Regions from separate parts of the Mus musculus genome. Here region 2 is linked to region 1. A link is a contact called in ENCODE POLR2A ChIA-PET data. All regions are on one chromosome and are shown on one strand. Each heading gives the region's core, a stretch centred on a gene start or an enhancer-like site at or near the end of the contact. The rest is flanking DNA. Distances are from core to core; before and after follow the strand shown. Region 1 holds the start of Bcar3 (breast cancer anti-estrogen resistance 3). Region 2 holds the start of Fnbp1l (formin binding protein 1-like).

Region 1 (3,468 bases), core at 553-3,052:
TATTCCACAGATAAAATTGGCTTATCCACTTAGAACTTGTGCTTGGCTTTAGGGACCTAGGGTGTCCTTTTGAAGTAACCTTATGAAGTCTAGCCAACCGATTGAAGTATGAATAATTCTTCCACGGATTGTATTTCAAGCAATAAAGTGAAGGATTGCCCGGGTAAGGTTCTTAAGAGTAGTACCCATCTGACAAAGCAGTCCTTTATCAATAGGAACTGAGATCTTTTGAACAGCACTTGTGAGTGAGTTGGTGTTTGGCGTGGTAAACTGTTTTCTTTATACTGGGGAGGCTTCCTGGCACACTCGCGGGTGGGCAAACGGCTTAGCCAGTGGGCCTCCCGAAGAGTGACGAAGCCCCCTTCAGGATCTCGCCTCCCCCCGGGGAAGCGGGGGGACCACACAGAATTAGATAATCAGCTTCCAAACTGACCTTCCCTGGGCCAACGTACTTGCCATAGAGAGGTCTGTGGAACCTTGGGAGATAAGAGTCAAGGTTTAAAAGACTCTCTGAACTCCGGGCTCTACTTTCCATCCCTAACTGCTGTAGGGAAAAACAAAACACAAAAACAAAAACTGAAAAAAAAAAAAAAAACTAGACTCGGGCTACTCCCCCTTTCACCTTGCCTCAAACAACCGTTAAACCTTAGTCCTGTGACGCGCTGCCCCACATCACCGGCTCGCTGCCTTTGCCACCTGCCCTTCAAAAAGAGTCTACACCTGATTAAAGTTTTTAAGTGGCCACAGGCTAAGCGAGTAAAGGAAGATGGGCTGCGACCCGTCCCTCCCTCCTTTTGCTTTCCCCTCTCCGACTCAGGGGGAAGCACACAACCAACTATTCATTCTTTCTCAACAAAGGGAAGGCGAGGGGAGGGAGATGTTGTCAACAGTTACTGGGCAGGCTCCTTCACTTTCTTTGCAAACTTCCCAAGAGATTAGTGGAGGAAAGCCTCGGGCTTCCAGCAGAGGCGTCTGGGCCAGCTCGTCTACCCAGCTTAGAGCGGCCTTGGGCAAAACCGAACTGGACTAGCAGGAGGGTTCGGAGGGGTCCAGAAACCAGCACCCGGGAAGATTCCGCCCCGGAGCCCAAGAGTAGATGGGGATGCTCGAGGCACATCACCACGCTCCACTCCCGAGAGTCCCGGGATCCGAGGACCCCCGAGGGCACAAGTCTCACCCTCCCTCCCCCGCCACACACACTTTGGTCACCCCCACTCCCACTCCCATGTCTAGTTTGCGGGGGCTCGGGGGTACAAACAGACGGGGGTTGCGCTCTTCCCCATGCCTAACTTTACTCTAAAGAACTTCTCAGTCCTGTTTCAGTCCGACCGAGGGAGCTCAGGAGGCTGAACAGGAACGCACGGGACACACTCACCTCCCCGCGCCGCGTTCGGAGTCCGGGATTGCGGTTCAGCGCCGGGCTGCTCTCACCTCACCGCAGCTGCTCTCGGAGCTCGGGCGGCTCATGGTCCGCGGGCGTCCGCCAAGAGGCTGGTGCGGCTGGCGGGTGTGCACGGCTGTCCCGCTCCGGCTGCTGCCTGGCCGGGCGGCTGCAGGCTCAGCTCTGAGCCGGCAGCGCGCTCTCTGGCCCTCAACTGGTGATTTGCGGCTTCGCGGCCCCACCCCGCCCAGCCGATTCGCCGGGCTGAGCCGAACCCCGGCGACTTTTACATTCGGTGACCTCGTCTGGCTCTCCTCCGCCCGGATTTGAGAGTTTTGACTCCCCCTTATCTTCCCCCGAGAAGCTAGACTTCAAGTGTAGCTCAACCTCTTCCTTACTGAACCTCACTCAACCGGACAGCCTCGCCTAATCCACTCCTCCCCCTTCCCGGCGTTATTTAATTACGCAGCAGATCCGCCCGCTCTGCAGACACCTGGCTGGCTTTCAATTTAAAAGGCTTTCATGGGACAAAGACCAAGGTAACCACAGCGAGCGAGCCGGGAACAGGCAAATCAATCACTCTCACACGTGCACGCAGAACTAGATGGCTTCGTGAACCTACATATGCTGTTTATCAAAACCTAGTTATAAAGTCATCTCTGCACTATCTGGTGGCTTGGTTTATGCCAAAGATTGCTGTGGTAACGGTGGGAGTACAGCACACAGTTCAATATATGATACCAGGTCATAGAATCATGATGCCCACCCCACCCCACACCCCAAATCAAATCCTGAGGACTTCAGATCTACATATAAAAGGTAAAACGGTAACACTAAAGAAATTATCAAACAGAAACCAAAAGCAAAACCAAACAACAAACAATAAAAAAAAAGGGCTGTAAAGATTCCTTAATTAAATACACGAAGCACTAACGCCAAAGGAAACCCGCTTGTTAACGTAATTGTCATTAAGAGCTCCTCTACGCAATTCATGCAGCCGATAAAGGAAATGTATAGAAACTATGTAAGGAACACCTTCGGATCAGATGGATAAGACAGAAGGCTCCACAGGGAACAGCCCAGGTATTTTTATTTACACAGTGTCCTGCTTTGCTTCTCTGTTGCTGAGATGAACGCTATGATCGAGAGCAGCTTCAGAAGTGTTTGTTTGTTACAAGGCATCATTGGGCGAAGCCAAGGCAGGAACTCAAGCAGAGGCAGTGAAGGGACAGAGCTCACTGGCTTGCTCTCCAAGGTTTCCTCAGCTTCTTTATGCAATCCGGGCCCACCTGCCCAGGGCTGGCACCACCCACAGTGGGTCGAGCCTTCCCACATCAAACGTTAATCAAGAAAATACCTCTCCCACATGCCCACATGCCCACAGGCCAATCCGATGGAGGTGATAGGTTCCCTCTTCCCAGGGGACTCTAGGTCAGTGGCTTTTTTTTTTTTTTTTTTTTTTGGTTTTTCAAGACAGGGTTTCTCTTGTAGCCCTGGCTGTCCTGGAGCTCACTTTGTAGACCAGGCTGTTCTTGAACTCAGAAATCCTCCTGCCTCTGCCTCCCGAGTGCTGGGATTAAAGGCATGTGCCACCATGCCCCCGGCAGGTAAGTGGGTTACAACCCCCTTGGGGGGTGGGGGTGAGGGGGCCTAAAGACTCTTTCACAGAGGTCACATATCAGATATCCTATATATACAGATATGATGTAAATACCAGGTATTTGCATCATGATTCATAACAGCAGCAACATTACAGTTATGAAGTAGCAACAAAAACAATTTTATGGCTGGGGGGAGGGGGTCACCACAGCCACTGTGTTAAAGCGGGAGAACCAGCCACTGTTCTAGAGTGTTCAGACTGACAAAATTAACCACCACAGACAGGCAACTGGATGGGCCAAGGAAAGCAAACAGGATATGTCTTTAAACGAATCAAAAGACTCTGCAGCTACAGAATGGCCAAAGTAAAAACATCCACAGACAGCTTTAACAACAAAGTATTAAAAAAACAAAAAGAAAAACAAAGACAAAAACAAAACAGTAAATTTGAGGAACTTTGTGTTTTTGAAAAAAAGAAAGAAAGACAG
Region 2 (3,468 bases), core at 703-3,202, 200 kb before region 1:
AGTTTTAGGGAAAGGAAAATGGCTCAGCTTGAAGACAAAACTTTATGCTTTATTGGGGAATTATGTTGATAGTATAGTGTTAATATGACTAATAGCTTATTTTACTTTTTTTTTTGAGACACGGTCTATGTAGCCCTGGCTATCCTGGAACTCCACATGTAGACCAGGTTGTCTTGAACTCAGAGATTCACCTGCTCTCTGCCTCTTAGAGGTGTAATTTTGGTTTGAATTATGGTCCTTAGGTCTTTCTTAGCTTCCACGGCAGAGCGTAGGTAAGTTACATCTTAGAACTGGAATAGCTCTAAAGGAGACATTGCTACAGTAACTTCATACTATCTAGAGAGTGAGAGTGAGACCGGAGAGGTGACTGTTAGAAGACATACTTTGACAGAGACAGGCCTTTTTGAAATAGAGAAATCCAGAAAAATGGTGGAAAGAAGTTATTTCTTAGGAAGATATTCTCTCTTACCAACACCCCACCCCCACCCTCCAACCACTGCACACTCTGTAACCCAGGCTAGCCTCTGACTCCTGTAGTTACGCCTCTCCCCTCCGGAGCACTAAAATTACAGGTGTGCGTCATCACACTTGGCTTCAGCGACTTTCAAAGAACATTAAAAAAAAAAAAAAAAAAAAAAAAGACCGGCCTTAACCTAATTAGAAGAGAGTATTCATTTGCTCAGCCTACCTCAGAAAAGGATAGCAAAGAATTTGGTGAGTGGTGGTTAGACTGCCTGGAGAGCTCTGGCTATTTGCCTGGACTTCAATGGGGAGCAGAACTAGGTAAACAGGAAGGCTGGGGCGGAAGAAGCTGGAACACCTGTGTTGGTCCCGGTCCCGGTCCCGTAGGGAGGAGTTTCAAGGCTGATAAGACGTCCGTTGGTGGGGGGACCTTGAAGCATTCAGTTGTCATGACTCACTGAAGAGTACTCTACTGGTTCTAGAGTGAAAATGTGTGTGTTTTAAGCGACAAGCAATTAATACTAAAGCATATGCTGGGGAGTTAGTGAGCAGACTGTACGCGGTATCTAGTAGCACCAGCCAAACTTGCTGACTGCCAGTGGAGGCAGGCTGGGAAATAACTCAGCACAGCTAAAAGCAAGAGGTCGTCTGCAGCCAAGATTCCTATCGGAGGCAAGAGACGCCTCAGGCTCTGAACAGGTTGTTGAAGGGCTGTGAGGAGGGAGAGACCGGTCCCTGGAGGTAGCCACGAGCCTAGAATTCAGGCAAGCTCAGCAGCGTCTCACCTCCTGCAGGTGTCAGTCGGGTTCGCTTTCCACCAAGTCTTATCTTTTACCATGGCAACGTCCCCAAAAGATTACGGGATCGCTTGCCTCTTAAAAAAAAGAAAAAAAGGTTTCCCGAAAGAACTTACAATAAAATCAAAATGCTTTATTAAAAACAAAAACAAAAACCAGACACGTCGTGTGACACGTTGCATTCACATTGGACGTTTGACCTCTACAGGTCTGTGGTTCCCGGGGATCCCAGGCTGAAGCGCCAAGCCTGGACGGAGAAGTTACCTTACGAAGGCAGATTTTTTTTAACTAAACACACGCACACACCCCTCTGCTCCAACGTCTGGACGTGGTTTCTTTGTCAGGGCTCCGCAAAGAACGCTGACGTGTGGGGTCGCCTCCTTTGAGGGGGGGGGTCTCCGAGCAAGGCAGGGACCGTGGGCGTCCTCCCTGGCTCTCCATCTTGGAGCGGGAGTCTGAGTGCGGCTTTTGCTGAGCCCGGAGGCCGGAGCGGACGCCGCCGAGGGTCCGAGGATCCCCGCCCCGGGCGAGCTGTTCGGAGGAGACCCCCGCCGGCCCCCGCGCGCGCGAGTGCGGGCCCGCCCCGATCCCAGGGTGCACCGCGGCCCGCCCCCTCCCCGCCGTCCCGCCTCCCCTCGGCCCCGGCCCCCTCCCTCCCTCCTTCCCTCCCTCCCTCCCCGCTGCCGGGAGGCGGGGACGCGGCGGCGGCTCGCTTCAGTCGTGTCTCTCTCACTCACTGGGGAACCCGGTGGTGGTGGCGGCAGCTTTCGAGGCAGACGCTGAGGAGGGGAAAGTCGGGACGAGAGAGGACAGCGGGAGCAGCCGGCCGGCGCCAGTCGCCTCAGGTTCCGCCATGAGCTGGGGCACCGAGCTGTGGGTGAGTGTGGGGAGCAGAGCGGCTCGCGCCGTCGGCGGGAGCCCCGGGCTTGGCGCGCCGCGGACTCCGGCGCCTCTTTGTGCCGCGAGAGCCCGCTCGGCTGCGGGCGGGGAGGCGACGGGGCGGCTGCCTGGGGCTCCCTCCGAGGGGCCCGGGCCGCAGCCCTGGACGGCCGCTGCCGTCCCCTCTCCAGCCTCTGCCTGACTTTGCGGACGGGTGCCCGGCCGGGCGCCGCGCCTTTGTACCGCGCGCCCGACGGCGGGGGAGGGAGCCATTGTCCCGAAGGGGCGCCGCTCGGATCCCCGCGCCGCGCGCCTGGGCGACGCCCCAGCTCCAGGTAGGGGGAGCCGGGCGGCTTTGTTCCCAGCCCGGCCTGGGGCCAGCCAGGCCCAACCCACACGCCCATTTCCCTCTCTTGCTGCCTCCTTGCTCGGGACCTAGGGCGCCCGCGACTCCGCGCCGGCCAGCTCCGGTTGCAGCCTCTCTGGGCTGGCGGGTCTGCTTTTGTGACCCGAATTAGGTAGTGGGATCGAGGAAGGGACGCTCATTTTGGCGAAAGGAGCGCGCGGCTTGCCGATCGCTTGATTTCCCTCTCGTTCTTTATTCTCTCTCCTCTCTCTCTCTCTCTCTCTCTCTCTCTCTCTCTCTCTTTCTCTCTCTCTCTCTCTCGTGTGTGTATGTGTGTGTGTGTCTGTCTCTCTCTTTTTTCTCTCTCTCTCTCTTTCTTCCGTGCCTTTCCTGGGCGCTGGAGGCTGCAGACAATACCCAATGTCCGACCAAGGTGCAGGCGGAGGGTTATAGGTCGAGGAATTCGCTCCGGACGCCGTCACCTGAGGGTGGAGGTGTGCATGGCAGTGATTTCTCAGGTGCGGCCGGGAAAATTGGCGGCGTGGGGGCGCTGTCTCGAGCGAGCGCCGCCTGGCCTCTGCCACTCCCCTTTTTATCCCACCTGTGCATATTTTCCGTGCCTTTGTTTGCGAAAATCTCCGGGAATCTCTGTAGCGGGAGAGGAGGGACAAGTTTCGAGTATGTACGCTCACTGGGATTCGAAACAGATCGTTTAGTCGCGAGGCCGAATGTTTTCTCCTTTTCCACGTGCTGTAGATTGGGAATTTTAGAAGTGACACTTAAAAGCTCATCTAGTCACCCACTTAACCCTGCCCCAGGAATCTGTCCTGTAGCACTCTGCAGAAGTGTTTGCCCAGTCTGCAAACATAACCATCAAGACAAAATACCTCAGGAGCCTCTCCACTTGATTGTTCTGATAATGGTGAGCGTCATTTGTAAACGAATCATGTAACATCAGTTAGAATTTCAGGCATTATTGGTCCT

The links. ChIA-PET counts read pairs that join two places held with the same protein, here RNA polymerase II (POLR2A).
Region 2: POLR2A ChIA-PET joins it to region 1 with 12 read pairs in Patski. The contact joins the promoter of Fnbp1l here to the promoter of Bcar3 in region 1. POLR2A ChIA-PET finds 5 or more read pairs at or near these places in 3 of 5 experiments (Patski and embryonic stem cell).

Annotation. Positions count from the first base shown.
Region 1 is chr3:122,418,091-122,421,558 of GRCm38, reverse strand. It overlaps Bcar3 (breast cancer anti-estrogen resistance 3), which reads right to left and starts at 1,802. Exons shown (of 12, transcript NM_013867.3): 1 at 1,376-1,802.
Region 2 is chr3:122,618,198-122,621,665 of GRCm38, reverse strand. Fnbp1l (formin binding protein 1-like) reads left to right here and starts at 1,952. Exons shown (of 14, transcript NM_153118.3): 1 at 1,952-2,136. The coding sequence starts at 2,113.